Linked DNA regions of Mus musculus: region 2 is linked to region 1. The links are chromatin loops, found by intact Hi-C in ENCODE. Cell type or tissue: left cerebral cortex. All regions are shown on one strand. Links, peaks and the distances in the headings refer to the core of each region. The heading gives the core; the rest is flanking DNA. Region 1 overlaps Camta1 (calmodulin binding transcription activator 1). Region 2 overlaps Camta1 (calmodulin binding transcription activator 1).

Region 1 (12,160 bases), core at 2,649-10,648:
ATAGATCACTTCTGAGTTGCCATGGTAGAAATCCCAGGCCCTTCAAAGGATAGAACAACTTCTAAAATCTTATGCTTCAGGTCTTACAGAGCAAGGAGGAAGCAGGGCATTCTGGGAAGATTCTTGTCCTGCCAGTTTCCCTCCTTAGGCTCTGAAGATAGCGTCTTCCTTCTTGTTGACCACTGAGAGTTTGCTACTCGCAGTCTTTGGGCTGTCATCCTTGCTCTGTTCTCTGTGAGTCCAGGAAAAACAAAGTTGTGGGACTTTTCCTAAGGCAATGTGGACAAATGTCTGTTCACCCCAGATAGGGCACCAGCAACAGATCAAAGAAACTCAGCCAAATCTAGCTTGTCAAACCACCGACTTTTATTGGGGTCATTCAAGAGCGAGGGTCTCTTATATGAATGTGTCTGACTTGGGCAGCTGCGAAGCGTTGCAGACAAGTGAGAACTCATGAAAGCTACACCCCCTGTGGCTCCCCACACAGCCCGCAGGCAGCTCCACCCGAGAGGATCTTCCCCGTTTATTGCTTATGTAAGTCCTGGAAGAATCTTGTTCCATTAGCCTGCTTACTCAGTAAGTTCTGTAAGATTCCAGAGTCTTGTGAGTCTCCATGCTCCTGAGAGGAAATGTTTGAATTCAGAGGACATAACTATACAACACTCCACCTCTTCTGCCTGGTACCCTCTACAGGGCTCCCTCTGACTTAGAGTCTCTGGGCAGACACCAGGCCAAAGCTATTGCCTTGCCATTGGCTATAATTGGTTCCTGACAAGGTCCTGGGTGAATGATCATCCCTTCTAGGAATGGTACACGGTGTACCTGGAGGAAATAGCTACCTCCGTAGCCCCACTAACTCGTTGGTTGCCTGTTACTTGGGATTTAGCATCTTCCAGGGGCCTCATGGCACATTTGACTCTGTCAACTTTTTCCCCTGGGAACTTGGGCTTGACACAAATCTTTGAGTGACCCCAATGATTCCTTTGTCTGGTTTCCCATCTCCATTCCCTTGGATTGCCTTGGTGCTTGGTTGCATGATGAATATGTCTGAGATCCATCCATTTCATAATGGTCTACTATGGGGTTCAGCAAAGCCACTAAAGCTCAAAATAGTTACAAGGTCCCTGATGAATTAACGTCTTCTTTTTTTTTTCAATTTGTTTATTCATGTATTTTATGTATTTGAACACTCTGCCTTAATGCACATCAGAAGAGGGCATCAGATCCCATTACAGATGCTTGTGAGCCACCATGTGGTTGCCGGGAATTGAACTCAGGACCTCTGGAAGAGCAGCCAATGCTCTTAACTGCCGAGCCATCTCTCCAGCTCTAATTTCTTAATTTTTAATATAGGGCTTTTATTTACTCTTCTAGCATTTCATACACATAGACAATACAATTTAATTACACTCATCCCTCTAAACTTCAGGATGCCCCCACATCTTCATCAACTTCATGGTCTTTTCCCCCTTCCTTTAAATAAAGAGCAACCCACTGTGTCTAACTAGTGTTCCCATATGAATGTGGTATCCAGGAGCCTATGGCCAACCTAACAAGGGCCCCACCCCTAAAGAAAACTCTTCGTTCTTTAGCAGCCATGAGTCAGTCACTCCTCAGCGAGGGGTGGAGGCCCATGAGCCCGTCCCCACCCACACTGCACTGTTGACTGGCCTGATTTGCACAGTCCTGCGAATACAACCACAGCTGCCATGAGTGTGGGTCTTGACAAGTCCAGATGGCGCTGGTTTCCTCTGCTCCCCCTAACCTTGGGCGCCCATGGTCTTTCTACCCTCTCTTCCATTCCACTAACTTCTTTGTTGGCTTTCCTTTGAACACAGCCCCACCCAGAACACCATCCTCGGAACCCTCAGTTCCATCAGTAATATCTGCCCTTCCTCTGCCATCTAGTCCCAGAGAGGAACTCAAATAGGCTCCCGTGGGAACCTCAGTTGGCAGGACCTGAGCGTCCCTAATGGCTCCCATGGACCTGTCCATCAGGGACCAAGTTCCTTTGCACTGTCTCAGATTCTCCAGCTCTTGTCTGAGGAGTGACGATACGGTACTCAGATCTTCCACTCCCGAGGCACTCAGAGTGTAGCCCCGTGGGCCTCCCTGTCCTGCAGAGTCTCAGGCCAGCCTGTGAGAAGCTCTCATTTCGTTGTGATTATGAGCCTTTAGAGACTGAACCGTCTCTCCATCTCTCCAGCTTTCATTTCTCTTTAAAAAGCCTTCCCCAGCTTTAGCAGTTCAGATGGAGAGCAATCCCTGATTGTCGTACGTTCCCTGGACGCCCTCACACAGGCAAAACCAGGGACTTTTCCTCTATGTCAAAGGTCAGGTCCGAGGCACAGCTTCTGGTGCGCATGCCTCCCACTCTTCCCCCCTCCCCTGTTTCCCCCATGGGCTTATAGTTCTTGAATCCCAGGAGTGGATCTTCAGCATGGATGCATCTTAAGTTCCTTTCCCCTTGGCTGTGGGAAATAGCAAGCTGACACCTTCATATTCATTCTCTCTCTCTCTCTCTCTCTCTCTCTCTCTCTCTCTCTCTCTCTCTCTCTCTCTCTCTCTCTCTCTCTCTCTCTCTCTCCCAGTCAGAGACTAACCTGACTTCTGTAAGTCATCCTCTCATGAGTCCTACCTTCTGTGGCTCTGTGGCATCTCCTTTCCCTGCAGACAACACACATAGAATTGGCTCCGTTGCATGTCTTATTGCCCACAGCTGGGGCCGTGCAACTATTAGCAGAACCTGCTTGCAATTCTGCCCCATATGTCTAATACCAATGAGTTCCATTTCTCCAGACACTGGGAGGGGGTGCTCTGTACTCTCTTGGTGGGCCCCATTCATTAAGGAAGCATGTCACCCACTTACATGGAGGAAGGTGGCCACTCTGGGATTGCCCCTAAGAACATGCCACACTCAGGCTTCTCAGTATCTGTTAGCGTGTCTTATCATCCACGGCAGACAGCACACCATGTACTGGATAGGAACAGGTGTTTCTTGTAGGTTTTGTGAGCTTCCTGAGGCTTATGAGTTTCTTAGGGCTTGCAAGCCTCTCTTCTCTCTCAAGTGGGAGATGTTGCAATTCAAATGGTTGCACAGGGGCTGCCTCAACCCTGTGGCTCATCAAGATTGTCCCTATGGATGCTCCGGTCTCAGACAGACCAGCCTCAGTTGCACATCCCAGAGTGACCTACACCAGGGGCTGCGCAGCTGCTCTTCACAGAGGATCTCTGGTTCTGATAGTATCTGGGTGCCTGTGGTGCTACGTGACACCCTGGAAAGAGGTGAAAACCACCCAGAGAGGGCACTGACAATAGACCAAAGAAATGATGCTACCTAAGTTTAGCTTGGTGAATCAGCGAGTTTATTTGGACATCCTACAGGAGCATATGGGGGTCTGGCGGTTGTTAAAAAACCCACCCCAGCATGGGTGGTGACACACAAAATTTCTGGAGCTCTCTGCCCAAACTGTAGGCAGCTCCTCTGAAGAGTTTCTCTCCTACCCAATAGTTGACTGCTTCCTGAATCTTGTAGGTTTTGTGAGCTTCCTGAGGCTTATGAGTTTCTTAGGCCTTGCAAGCCTCTCTTCTCTCTCAAGTGGGAGATGTTGCAATTCAAATGGTTGCACAGGGGCTGCCTCAACCCTGTGGCTCTTATCCTCCCAGAAGGTCAGGAATCTCACTCGTTACTCTAGAAGGCCATGGCTGGTACGGTCTGAGCTCAGCAGGGAGAAAGGAACTCCTTTCTGTGCCCCTAGCCCAGCACATCCACCCATGGCTGTTACCCTACCGGAGTGCTTCCAGAGCACACATGTCTGAGTCCACAGGCCTAGAGACATGGCTCTGAGACTGAGTACTAACCACTGTGGCAGAGGACCCAGGTTTGGTTCCCAGCACCCACATGGTGGCTCACAACCATCTGTAGCTCCGATTCTAGGGGCACGACGCCCTTTTCTTGCTTCTCCAGGCACTGCATAACTGTTATGCACAGACATACATGCAGGCAACTCACCCGTAGACACGAAATAAAAATAAATCATAAAAACCAAACCCAATAACTATGTCCCAGGAGCCAAGCACGCTCCTTATCTCAGCCCACTGCCATGGGTCCAGCTTTGACTTTTGACCTCCTCCAAACCCCAGGTACAGACGGGAAGTGTCCAAGAGCGGAGAGACACAGCAGAGATGGTGTCTGAGGAAAGACTTGTAATCATTAAAGCCACACCATCTCCTGTTTCCCACCCTTCAGGCCTCACACCCCTCAGACAGTGACACAGCTGCCCCCCTCCAATCTGGTCTTGTGGTCACTTAGCGGCAGAGTATGTCCTGGTGGGGAACTCGCCAAGGAGCCTGCCAGGCAGCAGGGCCAGAGGCAGGAAATGCTGGGCTTCTTCACAGATTGATGGCATGGCTTTCTCAGAAGCCATCACGCAGAACATTAGAGGCAACTCAGAAAGGATTGAATTCTGTAAGAGAAGCCTCCCTGATGGGAAGTGCCCTGTGACGGGGGACACGGTGGCGCTCGGCTGGAGCCGTAGGTGACAGTGTTCAGTCAGGCGTGACATTTATTTACTTGTCCGTTCATTCACCCATTTGTTCATTTGCATGTCTGATGGACACCCAAGTGCTCCAGCTTGTGCCACAAAGAGTGCTGACACACAAGGGCTCAGAGAGCGACAGAGCCCTTTGGTCTTGGGAAAGGTATTCTTCCAGAACGGAGCAGGCTCGATCAGGCTCACTGACCGTGCCCTTGGTTATGAGACTTGAGCCCTTCCTAAAACCTTCCCAGGTAGCGTGACATACCATAAAGCAGGTCTTGGGGACGGGGGCATGGACCACAGTGAAGGGCACAGCCTCTGAATTCATGGATCAAGTCAGGATCCCTGAGCGTTGCTGCTCACTGGCTGTGGAATCAGGGCCGGAGACCTTGCATTCGAGTCATTGGAATAGTTTGGAGATAATAAACTCCTGGTCCATCAAGGGAGATAAATCCAGGAAGGGAATGGGAGAGTCTGACAGAATAGCCAGGGAGACCTGTGACAATTTGGTGCCGTGTGATAAACTGTTTTCCAAACCATGTACACACACACACACACACACACACACACACACACACACACACCCCGGCTTGCTATGAGCCCATCCTAGCAGGAAGCAGCAATTCTGCTCTAGAAGCCACCTGAGCCCCGTGCTCCCGTGTGAGGGTAGTGGGGCCCTGACTGCAGGTGACGGGGTATTGAGCTGCCTTCCTGCAGGCACGTCACACGGGCTTCTCATAATGTCAGCCGGCTCTGGGAAATGGACCAGGCGTGATTTCCAGCTAAATGAAATACTTCAGGGCCATCAGCTAAACGGATGATACTGTCGGGAAAATCCCTTGCGTGTTGTGTCAGACAGGCCGTGGGACCTGCAAAGCTGATGTTTTCTGTCCCCATCAGGGTGATGATTCATCGCCTGGCCCAGCTCCTCGGACCCTCTGGCTATGAGGATCCGAGCTGCAGGTCTGCGTGTGCCTGCTGGGGGAGGCAGAGGCTTAGCGTGTGGGGCACACCTAATCCCTTCCTGCACTCCCTGCCGTCCCTTCCCCGTTCCGGGCTCCTTTCCTTTGCCCTGTCAACGACAGGCTAAGGCACCTTTTAGACCATGTCCTTGCATGTCCTTGCAAGTCCCACTTCATGCCCCGACTTTGAAATAGTATCTGGGCTTGGGTGGGGGTGAACTTGCATCTGTTGGGTTGTGAATGCTGGCCCTCCTAGAGGTGCTCCAGGGGCCATGCCGCCACATGGGACACTTCATGGCTCCTTGCACAGCACACCCCTCTGCCTTTGGCGGTGTCCCATCCATGTGTTGACTTTCTTGCCTCACAGAGGAGTTTGTCAACAAGCTGACTGTGTCTCCAATCCTGGTTTCCCATGTTCTCTCCTCCTAAGCCCAGCTTCTCCCTCTTCTTGGTGTCTTGCCTGCCTAGGAGCAGCCGAGAGAGTCCGGCACACACTCTCTGCAGCATTGAGAATTCTTTCTCTCTGAATCTCCTTTCCTTGCTGAAGAGGGCACCTCCCTTATCCCCAGCCCCACGAGCCACCCCTTGGTACATCTTACCATGAGCCACAACTTGGGGCTCTGCTGCCCCTTCATGATCTAACAACTTGAATGTTTCTCCAAGTATATGCCAGGCCGTCATGACAAAGCTGAGCTAGTCTCTGACCTTGCTAGGCTTACAGCCCAAAGAGGAAGGAGATTGCAACAGGGCAGTGTGTGTATATACGTGTGTGTCCATGTGCCTGTCTGTGCCTGTGCCTACTCATGCATATAAGAGTGCACACATGTGCACATACATGCATATAAGAGTGCACACATGTGCACATACATGCCTGTGCCTCTATGTGTGAGTCTTTGTGCTTTAGGAGTGGATGCTAGACAGGGAGAGCAAGGCTGCTTGGGAAACACATACTGGGTCATCATGAGGTCAAGAAGACTTCGTGGAGGAAGTGACTCTTACCTTCGTGACCAGATATAAGTAATTGTGGCTTATGAATCAGGCTTATAGGATATTAGCCAAGGATTATGGCTCACCAGCAGTCACTGTCCCAAAATGCACAGGGAGTTGCTGAGATTACAGGGAAGAAACTATTCCAAATAAATGGTAATGAAAAGTGACGGCAGTAAGCACTCCTTCTGTGGATTCCTGGTTCCTTGGGCTCTGCGGGGCCAAGCTTTGCTAAGAACCCTTCCTGGCGTGCAATAACTCTCAGCTCCCCAAGAATAAGGAGATTAGACGCTCCCTCTCTCAGCATTCACGTGGCTCATGAATATGCAAGGCAACTTCCTTTTAATCTCAAATTTTATTTTATTAGATGCATTTAACTTTATTAGATCGCAGTTTTCCGCTCGCATCTGTGGGAGATTTAATGAAGGCACCATCCCATCTTCTGGGCTCTGTTAAGGAGTTGGGCGGAAGACTGCCCAATGGCCTGGTTAGCCCCGAGGGTCAGAGAGCTTGTGAGTACTTGATGATGACAGCACATTTATAAACCATAGTCACTCCCTTGAACAGTCACGACAGATGCGTGGCCATGTGCCCCACTGCACCTCTGCAGGGTCTCGCTGGAAACAGGAGGCTGGAGCCTGTCACAGGAGCCTCTGGGTCCTCCAGAGCTGGTTTGATTATAGGTGAGGCTGTAAGCTTACCTGAAAATAGAGTGGCGGTTTAAGGTCAGGCTGTGAACAAGCTATCAATGAACTTGGCAAGCCTGGACTAGTTGGCCAGGGTGCATGAGCCCTGCCCTGTCCCAGGCAGTGCCATTGTGGGGTGGCTCAGCTTCTACTCAAAAGAAAGAGGCAAAATTGGAACTGGCCAAATTGGAGTGGATTGTCTTTGAGCACACACAGAAATCCAAGATAGAAACAGATTTCTAAAACTATTTTCACTTGCTAAAATTAAGGATTTTTTTACAGGAAATCTGCTGCGTACTGGCTTTATTTTTAAACAGCATCATCATTTTGGAGAAACGTACCAGATCTGAGACTCTCCGTGCCTGCAGGCTGGCAGAGTGTAGAGGCTGAGCTGGGGTCAGCTGGTTATCAAGGGCAAGGCAGGAGGACCAGTCCACCCTCTCACCGTGGGAGTATTTAAAACTGGCAGGTGTCCTTGCCCAGCCCTCTGCCAGGGCCCTGGATGGCAGTGTCTTCTGGATGGACCGATGGCATCTTGCCACCCCTACTACAGTGCCATTTTTCTGCCATCCTACATGGCTGCTGCCCCAAGTCTTGGTTCACAGTATGGCACATCCTCACTACTGTGGCCTCTGAATGGCAGAAAGCATGGTGACCTGACCCAGCCTCCTTGAACCAGAGTCTCCCTGTCTGAGACAAGCAGGTTGGAAGTAAGTCTACTAAAGCAAAGGGGGAAGGGCAGGGAGCCTGCTGGAGTGGGCAGCACACTGAGGCAGGACTATGGTCACCTTTCTCCTCTTCTCCCACAGGACTCTGTTACTCCCCACATCAGTGACCTGGGGACTTGTCTGACACTAGCAAGCAGCAGGGTTATTCTTTTAAACTGGGTGTGTACAGCCTGTGGTCACTGGGTAAAGTGCCCGCTGTGCAAACATGAGGACCCCAGTTTGATCCCCAGCACCCACATAAAAGCCAGACATGACAGTGTGTATACAAACCCTCAGGTCCGAGGAGGTGGAGACAGGAGGATCCCTGAGACCAGCCAATCTAGATGAAGTGGTAAGCTTCGGGTTCATTGAGAGTCTCTGTCTCAAGAGTAAGGTGGAGAGCAATGAAGAAAGATACCTGACATTGACCTCTGACCTCCACATGTATACTCAGGCTAATGTGGTCCCCCTACACACACACACAACACAACACATATATGCACGCACATGCACACCCACAAATGCACACAGACATACATACACACAGACACAGACATACACACACAGAAACACATACACACAACGCATATACACAGCCAAACACACACACACACAAACAAACACATAGACACACACACACACAGGGACAGACACAGACACACATACACATATACACACACAGGGACTCATATGCACAAACATACACTCACACATACACAAAAGACACAGACACAGACACACACACACACACACACACACACACTCCTTAGACACATCAATTTGAAAACATTGGGTTTATGAAGCTTGGACTTGTCTCTCTTGGGGGAGTGGTCCTAAGAATACGTGAGCATGTCCAGTCACCCGTAAGGACTGGTGAGGTGGGCACCCCAGGCAAGGTTGATGTTAATGAGTCCAGAGAAGTGAGACTCATCCTGGGTTTTAATGACTAGAGGGGAACAGAAACTGTCCTAGGACCCTGGAGTTAAACACTCCATGGAAACAGGGTATGTCCCAGGACTAACAGCAGGATGTCCCAACCTCACGTCTCTGTGTCTGTCTCCTCTCTGAAAGAGGTTGCAGGCACAGAACCACATACTCCTCTCATCTATGAGTTCTCAGAGTGGCACTCTCAATTTGGAAGCCTGGTACCCACTCTCCTCCAGTGATGGCTGAGCATCCTTCCTGGAAGGAGGAGACTGAGCAGCCTTCTTCCAGACCCAGCCTTCTCTGTGGATGCTGGAGTTCCAATCAAGCTATCTCTCCATCCCAGCCGGAGCAACGTGTCTGTATTCCCTGTCAGACATTAGGCTGTGCTCAATGTTTATCTCCCTATGTCCCCGTGCTTCCATACCAGTGCAGCAGCCTCTGTCCTTCCTGAGGAGGTTGACTGAAGCAGTTTGGATATATGAGCCCAACACATGCATGCTAAATTGCTCATTTGTGGGGCAGTATTCCTGCATGCTGTCTTGCTCTTCTCAAGTGGGAGCAACAGTCCACTATAACAAGGGTGTTGCCCTGTGTCTGGCTTACAGTGGACTCTGAGGGAGACTGCTGGCTGCCAGGGAAGAAAGGCCTGAAGTGAGCCCATGCCAGGAATGCTTTGTTCCTGACACCTGCCTGAGGTCACCTGCCTGAGGTCATCCTGGTTGGGCTCTTTGCTCCTCCTTCCAGCCACCCAGATCCCCTGGCAATAAAGCATCGCTTTCTATTAAATGATGTGTCTGACATTTACCAAATTTTTATGTGACAATTTAGAAGGATCCGGTTGCATTAAACAGCCTTATTAATATTGCAGTAACATGATTAGGGGAACATCGTAGCTGTTAGACCATGAGGCTCTGATTTATGAGCTCTGGAGAGAGGAGGTGCCCAGGTCCCTGTGGACCAAACACCTGCAGCTCGAGTCTCGCCATAACTAATAAAAGTCAGGGGCGGATCCGGAGGGTGCTGTAGAATGGGGCTGCCATCCAGGACTCTGGAAGGCAGGACCATGAGTGTCCATGATTAGGGACTGGACAGGGGGATGGGATACCCAGGACGTGTCAACTCCCCGGAAAGCCTCTTCTCAAAGGGCACAAGCTGGGTGAGGCTTTTTCCTGAGGCTCTGAATTCAGGCTTAGCTTCTGGAAAAGGCCATGTGGTCAAAATGCATGCCTGGGATCAGACCTCTCGATCCAGGATAATGCTAGGGCCACCATGACAGCTATGTGAACTTTTGAAACCATCTGCCTCTCTGGATCCATCTTGGAGAGGAATGAGAGCATGGTATCTCCTACCCATGAGTCACTGCAAGAATCAGGCAGGGTCCAGACAGTTCCTGACTCAGAGTCTCCTGTGAATGGAGGTCACCACTCAGGGCTCTCATGCTTGGGAGCTCAAGCCCAAAAGATCCAGGAGAGGTAATGGGCAGCTAGGATGACTTCTGGTGTCAGTCACAGCCTCTGGGAACAAGGTCAGATGGGGAGGAGCTGGTGCAGATGGCTCCTCCAAGATGTGATCGTTTGGGCCTCCAAGGCCTGTTGTGTAGCTTTTCTTGTAGAAGAGCTTTCATCCTGACTACCACATGGCTTAGCTCTATGCCCACTGCTGATCAGACACCATAGACCAAGGGACCCTTAAGAGCTTGGGACGGGGTCATGGTTGAAACTGTATGAAAGGAAGCAGATCTAGTCTCACACAGCTAAGGGCTCCCAACCTGGGGGGTGCAGTCAAGTCCACACGATGAAGCCAATAGACGCCTCCCTTATGAGCAGATCAAGGCAACATATTCCCTCTGGGCTGGGTCTGAAGCTATAAACAGGCAGGTCTTAGAGGCAGAATGGGCAGGAAGGGGGAAGGAAGCAGAGGTGTCGGCCCAGATATGAGTTCTAAGCCATGACATGGGCTGGGCAGCCAGACACAATTCTCTTCTGCATCATGCAGACCCGTGCAGGTCCAGCTAGCTGCACACCACAGCCCCATATGTCACCTAGAGACACTTGGTACGCAACCTCTGTGGTGGGTCTTCTTCTGGAGAGCCAAGCGGCTGCTTTGAGCTCAGAGTGAAGATCTCTCTCTCTCTTCATGGCAACTCTAGGGCTGGGAGCAATCCTGCTTTGCCAAGCGTGGTGGTGGAGACGTACGGCCTGGCAGGGCAGACTTGTCAGGGCCAGTTGCCATGTAGAGGCTAAGTCCCCTTCAGCTCCCAAATGGAGGTGAGCCCATCTGAGAGCAGAGCCAGAGGGACTCCTGCTCTGAGTCTATGTGTTTCCTGCCCCAGGAGCCAAGCTGTAAGCCCTTGGTTACCTCACCTACAGGACTGAAAGAGCCAGTAGAGTCAGCCTCCAGGTACAGACATGGTTCATTGGAGCTCTGCCTGCTGTAACTGAGCAAGGCTCACTGGAAGCTATGGGTGTGGTGCTATGCCACGTTGTGGGGTCACCTGGACAGGACTGGGCCTCCTACGCTCACTGCCTGGAGAAGCCACCACCCACCTTCCACCCTTCCTGATCAGGTTGCAACCAGAATATGGCTCTTTTGCCAGAATGAATTTTTTATGGTTTGCACTAAAGCAAAAAAAAAAAAAAAAAAAAGTTAAAAACAATTTCTGCCTCAACACATAGAATTCCCACTGTGACCCATCTTCCTCACTGGCTTTTATGAATCTGCTTGTTCATAGTCCTCATTTCTCCCTAGAGTACAAACTCCCTGGGGCCTAAGACAGGCTCCATGGTCCTGGCTTGCCTGGGTGCCCAGTGTTTACGGTGAAAGGGGCCCAGTGTTTACAGTGGTCCCTGGCTCTCCCTAGAAGAAAATTCCGTGTGATGTTTACACAGCAATCCCTTTACAGTAGCCTCTCCTTGCCCATCTTTCTCTTAATAGTTATGGATTATGGAAAAGAAGAACAAAGCCCATTAAGAGGTTCCCCTACATTTGATTTGAGGAAGTTTTCATCGGAACGGCTCCATTTATTGGCCTTTAGCGGGCCTCCTTAGTCCCTTCTCGCACAATGAATATTGCCTTGTCTCCTTGAGAAAAATTGATTTCAACCAGGAAGGAGAATCGCAAGCTCCCTCCTCCTCCTTCTCGTCTTCTCTTTTTAATTTTTTTTTTCCTCCCACGGAGACAGAATTTATCTCTTAGGTAGGTGGGGGGAAGCAGGAATAATTGGACCAGAGGCTAATTCCCCGAGATTCATTGTCTCGAAAGCTCCCACCAGAGTGTGGGAAGCTTGCCTTGAATTGCGTGCTAATGATAAATGACAACTTCAACAGACCCTCACATTGAGATGTTTAGTCCTT
Region 2 (12,160 bases), core at 1,511-9,510, 140 kb after region 1:
TGGACCCAGAGCTTGCCCATGTGGCTTTATAGACATCAGTTTGCTCCACACCCCACCCCCTCCATGTCTTCTGAGTGCTGTAATTACAAGCAGGCCACAATGCCTACCTGGTTTTTACATGGGTCATGGGAGTATGAACTCTGGTCTTCACACTTGATCGAAAGTACTTCAACCACTAAGCTATATCCCAGGTTCTCTCAACCTACTTTTTTTGAGACAGGATTTCTCAGTGAATCTGGAGCCCACCAGGGGCTGAGAGGGCTAACTGACCAGTGGGCTCTAGGATCCACCTGTCTGCCTCCCCCGCACTGGGATTTCAGATGGCCAAACTCTCTGTGTTTCCGCCCTGCCGCTGGGATGCCAGAATGCTGGCACGCTGCTCAGAGAAGGCGAAGTGCAGTCTGAAGTAGGGGTCTCAGTCCGTGTTTCTCCATGTGAAAACACCAAGGACTGGGGCAGGTGTTGTGGTTCTCAAACTCCTGTGTACACCACTGGGGACCACAAGGAGTTGGGAACAGGGGTCCGAAGACCCACAATGAGCCCAAGGCTGGGTGGGATCCAATTTGTTTCCAAGTAAGTGTCAGAAGTACAGAAGGGCTGGAAGACAGGCCTTCTATGGGAGATTAGGCATGGCTCTTTATGTCAAAGACCTCCCCACCCCCACCCCCCATCCCCGCAGCAGTCCTTGATGAAGGAGACTGTCCTTGCTTGTCCAAACTGTTTTATTTGTGTTGGGTGAGGTTGCGTACATCTTACTCAGGGTGAGCCAGGGATTAAATACCTTTTGCAGAAAGGAATGCCCAGAACAGGCAGCTCATTGGCTAAACATTGGAGCCTGTCTAGGCATCTCATTAGCATGGAGAACTCTAGGTGTTTGCAATACATGACCGGTTGTCATAGTCCTCTTTGAGGCGTGTCGTAGTCACATTCTCCAGGACAGGAACCTGGTCTGGAGTTGATTCTAATGCCTACCGTTCTCAGTTATGAGATTTACCAGGGGTTTTTGAATCTGCTTAACCTTACCAGTTCCTTGTCGGCTGACGTGGTTCTACTTGCCATACAGCCGACGTTACACAGAGATGTTTTTAATGAGTGTCGGGGATCTGACGTCACGCCCTCACACTTAGACAGCGAGAGGTTCACTCACTGAGCTATCTGCCTGGCACCTTTCTTGCCAGCGTTCTTCTCCGAGCAGACACAAGCCCTTTGTTCTATATGTGGCTCGCAAGGAGGCCCTCCTTGGAAGAAGAACATTGGTAAGAAAGGTCCCTAGCTTGTCACCTCACCTTCACACTCATCTGCAATGTGTCTCATAGGACAGGTGACCTTAATTCAATAAGGTCAAGTTTCTCAATGCTTTGGTGGTGGTGGGGTAGTGGTGGTAGTGGTGGGTGGTGGTGGTTGGGGCTTTTCTGTTTTTGTTTGTGACTGGCCAATATCAAAACAAGGGTTGCTTCAGCCAGAACACAAAAGTTCTATGTGGTTTTTTGCTAGTGTACAGTTTTAAGTCTATCTGTGACTTGCCTAACGATTGTATTTGCTTATGGTGTGAGTATCAATTGAGGATTTTTTTTCTCTCTCTCCTTAATGTGGATATCCAATTTCTCAAGCAGTATGAACTGAAGTGACCGTCTTCTGTCCACAGAGTTGCCTCTGCACTCGCATTGAAAATCGATTGACTGTATGGGTGAGGTTCTATTTCAGGCCTCCTTTATTGGTATCTGTCTCTTTGCCAGGTGCACATTGTCTTGATTACTGTAGCTTGATTCCGAAAAACCAGGTAGGGTGTGTCTCGCAGCTTCATTCTTTGTCCTAATTGTTTTGGCAAGTCTCCCTCCTTTGCCTTTCTGGGTAAATTTAAAAATTCATTTGTTAATTCCTACAGAAAGCATGTCCTGCTGGGATTCTGATCAGAACTGCATTGTGTCTATAGACTGTCTGATCTGGGGGATGCTCACGGGTGCTGACAGCTCGTGGCTACCCAGGCTCCCATAAGTCAGCCCGGTGCCTGGCTCTCCTTCCTGGTCTCTGATCTCTTTCATCAGCCCTTCACAGTTTCCAGAACACGGATCCTGCCCGCATCTTGTTAGATTACATCTGAACATTCTTTTCAGGCTGTGATGCTGTCACAACCCCCACCCCACCCCCCCAGCGGCGCATGGATGCTCCTCAGAAGGCAATTGCTTCTTGCTCTTGTACAAGGACCTGAGTTCTGAGATTAGGGTGCCCCATTCCTGCTGCCTGCTCCCTCCCTGCTCACCCTGGAACTATGTCCTTGGTCTCCAGAGTGCGTTCTGGGAACTAGGTCACTGGGCTACAGTCCCAGACAGACTCTGAGTCACCTTGAAGGAGTGAGTCACTAGCTCTGTAGTTTTCCTCTCCCTGAAATGAGAACTGAGTCACCTGCTCTCTTCTCAGTCTAGGAACACTGGAGCTGGTGACAAGGGCTGCACAGGCCTCGAGCTCCTGCTGGAATAGCTGAAGCTTGAAGAGGCACCGCTGTCCAATCCAGGCGCTGTTATGATCTGCTCGTGGGAGAAGTAGATGCAGGGGAGTGGGCAGAAGATGAGTCAGGAGGCATTAACCCAGCGGGCTGCCCCCCGCCACACACACACACACACACACACATATACACAGTGTCTCCTCAGACCCAGGCTTGGCTTGTTTCCTTCCTCCAACCCCAACTTTCTCTTCTACCCACTGGAACCAGCCTGAGCTTTGTCTGTGTGCGCACACAGCTGCCACAGGGAACCTGTCGGTCTCTCAGGCCATTGCCACCCTGTCCTTATGGGGGTTGGTTGGTTGTCCCATATTCTAAACTAGAGAGAACAAGGAACTCTGATTTACTCTGTGGCAGACACGGGACCCATCAGATGCCTTTGTGGGGACAGAGCCAAGTCACACAGTAGCTCCCTCCAGGTCTCTCGCTCTCCCTCCCCCTCCTGGCCTCAGGTCTGCAGTTAGTCAGGTCTGCAGCAAGCACAAATCGGGCCAGGCCAGTGGGCTATAGTATGAAGAGGGGTGATCAAACGCTGATGGAGAGTCGGGGACACAAGCATTAATTCAAAACTAGAAAAGAATCAAAGGGCAAAACACATCACAGAAACCTTAGAGTGGTCTGCCCTCAGAGTTCCTGCCAGACTCCACTGGTAGGAAATGTCTCCAAGCATTTTCTAGAACCGACAATCTCTATGTTTTATTCTTACACTTAAAAAGGCCCCGGCACAAAAGGTGCTTAGAGTATCTGATGAGTGAATGAATGAATGAACGAGCAAATGAGTGAATGAATAAATGAACATATGGATGAATAAATGAATGAGTGGGTAAATGAATGGGTGAATGAACGAACGAACGAATGAATGAATGAATGAATGAATGAATGAATGAGTGAGTGTTATATGCCAGGGACTCTGCTAGGAATTTGGGGAAAATAAGAAGCTCACAGCTCAGTGAGGGAAGAAGACACAGAAATAACAGTAACACTTGGTGGAGAAGGAGAGATGGCTCCCAAAGTATGTAGTGAAGACAAGAAAACCAGGGAGGGCTTCCCAGAGGAGGTGACTCTGGGCTTTCAAGGAAGCACATGAACTGGTCAGGGGATGTGAGGGAGTCCTAGGGACAGGAGGATTTGGGAATGTAATGGGGGTCCTGCCAACAGAACCTTACAAGTTCTGCCCATGGTGGCTGTCTGAAGACAAGGACATGACCATGGTCCAGCTCAGCCTGAGATGATAGCCTGGGCTGATCCTCTGTGGGGGGGGAGAGGTTGGAGTTGCCTCCTGCCAGCCGTACCGGCCCCTCTGCTGTTCAGTAACTCCCCCTTGCCACAGGGCCACGCGGATGCTGGCTTATTACATAATGGCCAACAGTGTCACTGGAGGTGTCCCTCGACTCTGGCTTCCGAGGGGACCCTGAAAGCCCTAAGTGCTCCCTCCCTAAACACACAGGTGGGGAGTCTCTGAATTTCACAAATACGACCTCTGTGTGCTTGGTGCCCCCCCCAAAGTCGCACAGGTGGGGCTTGACCTCATACTCTGGCTCTTCTCTGTGAATCACTTGGCCAGGCACCCAGGTTAGCAAAGGGGAGCAAGCTGGCCTCCAGCAAGGACACTGCTTCAGCTACCGCCTTCTGAAGGAGGAGGAACAAGCACCTTGTCCAATGCTCCGAAGGCAATCAGAGCAGTTCCAGGATGGACTGCTCTAAAGGACCTTCCCCATAAGGGGAAGCTCCTAGGAGGGCGTCAGGCCCCTGACTCTGGGCTGCCCCGCCCCCTGTAGTGTTTGGAAAGCAGATGCAAACAGCCACGCCCCCCGCTGGGCTTCTTGCCGTGACCCAGTCACATGTGAGAGAGAAGCAAACGTGTTCCACGCGTGCTTTCCTGGCTTTTCTTTTTCTTAAAACAACAACAAAAAGAACATACTTGCTATTTGTGACTTGTGTAGCGATAATTTAGTGGCTAACAGTAACACTGATCCTAGCATCTTACAGTTCTGAACATCTGAAGTCAAACCCAGTCCCAGTCCCACCCCAACCCCAACCCCCTACATAGACATGCCCAGGGCTTTGTCTCCTGACAATCACAGTTCATCCTGCAGGCTCCTACAGGAGGCTTCGGGAGAGACCCTATTTCCCTCCAGTCTCTGGCTTTGGGGCATCTCTTGGCACACAACCACCTGTATTCAAAGCCACAACTCTGCCTTTCTCTGACCTTCCTCTCATCTCAGCTGCACGCCCCCTCTGACCACAGCCAGAGAAGGGGCTCCGCTTCTAGAACTGCCAGCCTCTGCAGTGTCCCATCTGAGTAACCTTCTGGCTCAGGGCCCCAATCCCAACCCAGCTGCACAGTCCCTTCTGCCACGAATGACATTGAGTTGTGTGTTCCAGAGAGGTACGCACGGACATTTCTGAACGGCCATCCTCCTGCCTATGTTAATGTGCTCATGTGGCTCAAAATCAAAGAGGTACTAAAATGAAAGAGGTGTCCACTGAGCGCTCGCTCGCTTGCACCGGCTTTCTTGCCGCGGCCGGTGTTTCTCTGTACTGATGCACATGGCAGTGCACTGGCGCCTCTGCACACGTCCCATCCGTTTGCTCAGAGCTGTGTCATATTTTTTGGATTTAATGAGCTACTCCAGAGAGTGTCTGCCACTGTTGCAGGGAACTTTTTTGCTACCTCCTCTGATTTTACTTTTTCCAAACTCACAGCGCCATAACTCACTGCTGTTGGTTTTTTTCTATGAGAAATACTATATGTGGAGTGCGCCCGTGCATACATCACTTGCTGCTTGCACAAGTACAGACGCGGGACGCATTCCAGAAATGGGATCGCTGAGGCAGAGGGCAAATGTGCTTGCCGTTTCTAGTTTGGTACAGTTCACCTGTCACTCTCCCTCGTCCTTACGTAACCATTGTTTAGCGGTCTGCCACGGTGACCTTGGCTCTTAGTCTCTCATCACTAATGCGTGGTTGTTGGACCATGCTTCGAATGCAATATTGTTTTAACCTTTTGTGTGTTCATGTGTGCAAGTGTGCACATGCCACAGTGTGGATTTGTGGGTCAGAGGACAACCCTGGGAGTCAGTCCTTGCTTTCTACCTTCAGAGACAAGTCTCTCTTTTGTCATTTGCTGCTGTTGTACATCCGGGTAGCTGACTCTCAAATTTCCAGGAAGTCTCCTGTGTCCACCTCTAGGGATGATGGGATTACAGGCACTTATGTCATGTGGATATTGGGGATTTGAACTCAGGTCCTCATGTTTGAATGGTGAGTCACCAGTCTCAATGTGGTATCCACACTGTCCACTCTTCACCCCACCCCTGAAATGCCCTTTGCCCTCCCTTTCCTGTGCAGATCTGGTCCTTTTTGCTATCTCTGAGAGCTCACCCCCATACCCTTCTTACAGAACATGTACTTAGACACTGGCTTTTGGTGTTCCTTTGCTGTGCTGACCCTCTGGTATCCCCAGAAAGACAGCGTCCACAGCACAAACTTCTCTATCTGTATACATCTCTGGAATGCAGTCTTTCTGCCTCCATCAACACAGAGCTGGAGACAGAAGGTTGTATTCTTGCTGTTGTCCATTAGGCAGGGACCTCTCAGCTGCCAGCTTCTTGGGGACTGTCTTCAGTATTCAATGCTATTTCTAGAGTCTGGCTGAGGGTCCCCTGCAAGAAGCCCAGCTGAGCCCTTTCCTTTGGGGCAATGGGAAAACTACTTATAACACACTTTAAGAAAGTCTTTGCCGAACAAGGAAATTGATATAAGCAATTTCAAGTCTCTAATAGAACCAATCTGCACCGGGAAGCCTCCAGTTAATGACCAGCGTAAAATAAAGGTCTTTTTAGTGTAACAGTAGATTATCCATTACTTTTACAGTTGAGCTGGAATAAAAAATATCAGGAAAGTGAGTGGCAGTGGCGTTGAGCAGTATACCTCAGGTCCTTGTGTTTGTGCGGGGTGAGTCTGGGCTGAAGGCTTGCCTCCCTGCTGGCGCCTCTGCCCTGCCCCCTGCAGGTCACTGGGAGGTACTGCCTCCATAGACTGCATCTGAGATCCCCTTTTCTGCTGCAGCAGGATATCCCGTTTGGGTGACAGTCCATTGGCCTTGGATGTCAGTTTTTTCTGCCCGAGCTTCCTTCGTGTGCTAACCTGTAAATGAGGGTGGCACCAAGCGACCCTTGTGGGTGAGTGGTAGGTTTCTGTGAACGCACTCGAGGCTAGCTCAGCGCCCTTGAGGCAGCGCCAGCCTGGCTCGGTTGAGGGAGGAATGCTGCTGGCTGGGGCAGCACCGTCCCAGCAGTTGAGGGCCAGGCAGGGCTACTGTTCTGTACAGAGCTGCGTGGTGGGACGAGAGGGACCTTGGAAGCTTTTGCTGCTGACGGTGAGTAGTGAGTTGTGCCCTTTGAACTTCAGCTCAGGTTCCAGAGAGGCTGGTAGAGCACAGGAAGAGGTTAGACTATAGGAACACGGGCACCCACTACGGGCAACGCTGGGGTTTCGCAGCCGTGTAGGCTCAATGCCTGCTCTCCCAAGAGACTTTGGGAGAAATCGTAAGTCTCTAGGTTGCTGGAGGATGGGGGATGGGAAGGACCCCATCAAGTCCTCAGGCAGCGGCAAGGAAAGGCATGTGGAAGTCTGGTGACCATGGCTCCAGCACCCCTAACAGGAGCACCAAGTCCAGACAACGGCAGGGAAGGGGGTTGTGTTAGGGCATAGTTTCCACTTTAGGGAACTCAAAGTGCTGTTCTGAGATTGGGGGTGGGGAGGGGAGTGGAGAACAGAAGCTACCATGGAGGTCGAGTGTCCAGCCCAGAGGTGCAGCCAGGATGCGGACAAGACTCTTTTAGTGTGCTCCTGGGAAATGCCCTCACAATAGCCTTTGTTTTGTCTCTGTCGTGGTAAAGTGCTCATGGCCAACACACACACACAGAGGAATGCACACGCTTGCACATACACACATATGTATGCTATACACATACATACTGCAGACACACCACACATGTATGCTGGAGGCTGACTTCTCTGCACTATATACATACATACCACATATGTGAACACACTGTGCACATATACACCACACACACATGAAACACGTGCACATGCTATACATGTACATACCATATATACATCACACACTATACACATATATACAGCACACATCACACACAAGTACAATACATATACACACCATCCACTGGCACACATACACATACTATAGACATACACACCATGCACATGTATATACACTATACTATACACATAAACACACATATATGTCACACACAAATACTACACATACACACCATTCACACACAAACATGTCACACACATGCACAAATACCATATACATACATACATATCACATGCACATACCATAATACAGATACATAATGCACATACAGATAACACAAACACACACAAAGAACCCATACCACATACTATACATCTTCATACTGTGCACACATAGATACTACACACACATATACCACACATACTATACACATACATACAGCATGCATGCACAGACATCACACATACACATATATATCATGTGCATGACACACACATATATCACATGCCACAAGCAAGTTCTTACAGAGGCTAAGCATTTTGTCCAAGGTATAGGAGTTTTGATACCTAATGCTTTTTGTCTTTCAAAGTAGTATGTATGTATGTATGTATGTATGTATGTATGTATGTATGTAAGAATGTATGCGTGCATGCCATGAAGTTCATGTGGAGTTCAGATGACAACTCAGAAGGATTGGCTCTTTCTTTCTACCATGTGGGTTCCAGGGATCAAACTCAGGTTGTCAGTCTTGATGGCAAGCACCATTATCCACAAGCCATCCCACCAGCACCTACTTAGCGTTTATGAAAAAAAATCTCTAAGGGGAAAGAGCAAACTCCCCACCTGGGGTTCCAAGTTCTTCTCCTCTCAGATAAATTGTCAAATGCGTTTAGAGCTTATGGGCCTTCTCTGTTGGCCTGAGAGCCAAGGCCTGGACCTGTTTGAGGGGCACAGGCCACGTAAGCCATGGAGCATGATGAACCCAGTGTGCCAGGTCTATTGGTGGTCAGCCACTGCCTTGAGGCAATGAGCTTTTAAGGGATGGTGACTGGAAGCTTGGTGGTTCAAAGAACAGGGGATCTTGACCTCATAGTCTCTCCTCCTTGCAGAAAAGCATTCAGGTCAAATGGCAGTTGGTTTAAAGTTGAGCTAGGCCCTAACAAAATACCTGGCAAAAGTGGTTTAGGGACAGAGGGGTTATTCAGCTCACAGTTTCAGAAAGTAGCATCCATTGTGCAGGGAAGGCAGGGTGCCAGGAGCTAGGCAGCTGGTCACACCCATTGGAAGACAGGAGAGGAGTGCTGTGCCCAGCCCCCTTCTTAATCCTTCTGGGGTCCCAGTCTCTGGGGTGCTGCCCCCCACATTCAGAGTGGGCCCTCCCTCCTCAGTTAAATCTCTCTGGAAGCATCCTTAAACACGTGCCTAAAGGTGTGCGCCCTAGATGCACGGTTACACTGGGAGCCACCATAAGACAGAACTGGGAGTGGAAAGTTGGGAGTCGCTTGCTCCAAGGCAGCCTGTCAGAAAATAGAAAACCTGTGGGAAGAGGGAGAGCCACAGCCAGGGAAAGTGACCCTGAGAAAACCTGTGGCGAGTGAACTCCCCGTGGCTGAGCAGTGTCAAGGCTGCTTCAGCAAGGTGGCCTAAGCACTTAGATGGTCAGAACCCCGACAGTGGTCAGGAGTCTTCACAGGGCTCAGAGCCTGCTGCATGGCATTGTGGGTAAGCTTTCTGGCTCACAATCCCTGATTCAGCAACACCTTCAGGAAGACCCTGATGAATATTCATGGCCAGCAACTATGGACTGCAGAGCATGTCCATCACAGCTCGCGGTGTAGATCTCCTGACTGGAGAGTCCTTGAGCACGGACCACACAGTGACGTGTCTGTATCAAACATGGCTGCTGTGCACATAGCCCAGGAGGCTGCAAGCCCCTCACGACATCAAAATGCAAGTACCACTGAGACCCCAGGCCGTGGGAACCTGACATGCTCTGCCGGTGGTGTCGCATACTACACGTGAAGGACATTTTCCCAAGATCCCTGGAAGACTCGTGAGTCTCTAGTGTGCATAGCAGGTGTGTGTGCTCACGAGTATGTGCACGCCTTTGAGTATCTCTTTGCAGAGCCGCGTAGATTCCGTGGTGCACAATACTCTCATCACAGTCGGCCTGGATCCCAGGCAGCTGTCTGCTCTGTTCCTTGGGATAACGAGACAGCAGCTGACTCAGAATAGACCCCCACCTCCTTCACTGGCAAAATCACCCAGCTGCATTTGGCAGGGGGCAGGGCAGTGCCTGGGGTAGGTTTTTTTAGACATTTCAAAGCTTCCCCAGGCTCTGTGCACTAGCGTAAGGGCTCAGACACTCCTTGAACACAGTGCCTGGGTGTGACCCAGCCTGACACCCAATGCCATTGTTCAGGAGGCCCACTGGAGCCCTCTGCCTGTCTAGGATACACCACCACTGTGAATGGCTACCATCTTCCATCCACGGAAGCAGTCCTCTGACTATAGGAAAATGTCTGTTTGGGCTGGTGAGATGGCTCAGTGGGTAAGAGCACCTGACTGCTCTTCCGAAGGTCCGGAGTTCAAATCCCAGCAACCACATGGTGGCTCACAACCATCCGTAACGAGATCTGACTCCCTCTTCTGGAGTGTCTGAAGACAGCTACAGTGTACTTACATATAACCAATAAATAAATCTTAAAAAAAAAAAAGAACTAGAATTAAGTTTAATTAATTAAATGACAAACACAATGCCCACTGGAAGGGAACACTTCTCTCTTCCGTGCTGATGGAGAGGACCGAAGCCACCCTTAACAGCAGCCAGCCGTGTGAACTTCATAAGGAGGGGCCAGTTCGAAGAGATTCGTGGTCTGTTGTCAGACTGTGTAAATATGTCTGAAGGGTGAAGGGATGAGCGATTACGATAGAATCCAGACAGCTTTTGGATGTGACCCAAGGAAAACGAGTCTGAGATCCTAGGACCCCTGTGGACCTTCCCAGCCCCTTCCCTGCTTTGCCATCAAAACCTAGAAATCACAAGGCCCTGTAGCACACACGCACATGGGCATGAGCACACACGTACATACACACAGAGATCATAGAAATAAAATATGTGTGGTTGGTAGGCTTTAATGCTCTGCCTGTCTAACTCCAGGTTCCTACTCTCTAGAGCATGGTCTCCCTATAGGCTCCGAGCTTCCCGACATTGGCAGGATATGCCAATGTCCTCAGTTTCCCCATCTGGAAACTAAAACTAGTTCAGTTGTATCTTCAGCGCCCCCTGTTGGCCACTGTGAGGACTAGTCGCTGTGAAATGGTCAGAAGGGAGGACCCGTGCCCGTGCAGGGCCCTGTGTAGACTTTGGATATATTCATGTCTGAGCCCACAGTATACTCCTCGGAACCCGGATTTGAGGAAGTGTGTTTTTCAGGGGTTGACCACCTCAGGGATGATAACTACAAATCAGGATCTTGAGAAAGGGACTCGCGTGGGGTCTGGAGAGAGAGCCAGGGCAAGGCTGCTCTCAGCCCCAGCTACAGCAGCCTGAGTGGTGTGGGCACGCCTGCTTGCATACACCCAGATGGGCACGTTCTGTTGACAATCATCTGGAAGTCTGCCTCAGGTCCCCTCCCCCCCCACCCCCACTCCACCCCCGCCGCCTTTTCCTTTCAGTGAGATGGGAACACCTGGGCATTTTTAGCCACAGTAGCTTTTGTCAATGAATATAAATCTTCCAGTCACCAAAATACTTACTCTGCCTCAGTTTCTTTATCAGCAAAATGGGCTACTACATCTCTTGTCCATCTCCTAGGGGCAAGGTGAGTTAACTGTGAGTTAACTTGAAAAACGTCATAGAACCAGCTGTCTGGTGCTTCTGAGATTCTATATGTGTTCTACATTCATTCGTTCATTCATTCGTCATTCATTCGTTCATTGGTATGTGTCATAGAGGAAAGTGATCTTAAGGTAGAGTACTGTCTCAGTTAGGGTTTTACTGCTGTGAAGAGACACCATGACCAAGGCAATTCTTATAAGGACAACATTTAATTGGGGCTGGCTTATAGGTTCAGAGGTTCAGCCCATATTCATCACGTCAGGAACATGGCAGCATCCAGGCAGACATGGTGCAGGAGTAGCTGAGAGTTCAACATCTTCATCTGAAGACTGCTAGCAGAATACTGACTTCCAGGCAGCTAGGATAAGCCCACATCCACAGTGCCACGCCTACTCCAACAAGACCACACCTTCTAATAGTGCCACTCCCTAAGCAGAGCAAATACAAACCATCACATGATCTAAAGGTAGAGTAGGCACAAGGATAGACAGGCAAACACTTTGAGAGGGCTCTTAGGGTCTCTATTAGTCAAGTGAACTATCCATCCTTCAAGAATTGCCCAATGGCACCTCCTCCTTAAGGCTGCAGGAGGGTCATGGACTGCTTAACAGTACAGTACCAGGTGACAACTTTCAACAGAGGATTTCTCTGCATGCTCAGGGGTGTACAGGACAGTTTTGCATGCTCAGGGAGTGTAAAGTAGGGTCTTGAATGTTTATGAGTTGTACAGTAGGGTCTTGCATGCTTA

The links. Peaks named below come from ENCODE experiments on the same cell type or tissue, not always from the same donor. Only the 100,000 strongest peaks of a DNase experiment are listed, where the experiment ranks them.
Region 2: a loop joins it to region 1, with 1.9 times the contacts of the local background. A loop is called at or near these places in 4 of 42 quality-filtered maps.

Annotation. Positions count from the first base shown.
Region 1 is chr4:151,467,604-151,479,763 of GRCm38, reverse strand. The region is part of intron 4 of Camta1 (calmodulin binding transcription activator 1); the gene reads left to right. Among named protein-coding and RNA genes, the nearest start is that of Gm30344, 18 kb to the right of the region's middle. In left cerebral cortex, for the core only: no CTCF peak of the experiment used is centred there; DNase peaks (open chromatin) are centred at 5,400 and 7,459.
Region 2 is chr4:151,329,885-151,342,044 of GRCm38, reverse strand. All of the region lies in intron 5 of Camta1 (calmodulin binding transcription activator 1), which reads left to right. Among named protein-coding and RNA genes, the nearest start is that of Gm45960, 110 kb to the right of the region's middle. In left cerebral cortex, for the core only: a CTCF peak has its summit at 6,508 (motif pointing left); DNase peaks (open chromatin) are centred at 2,404 and 6,498.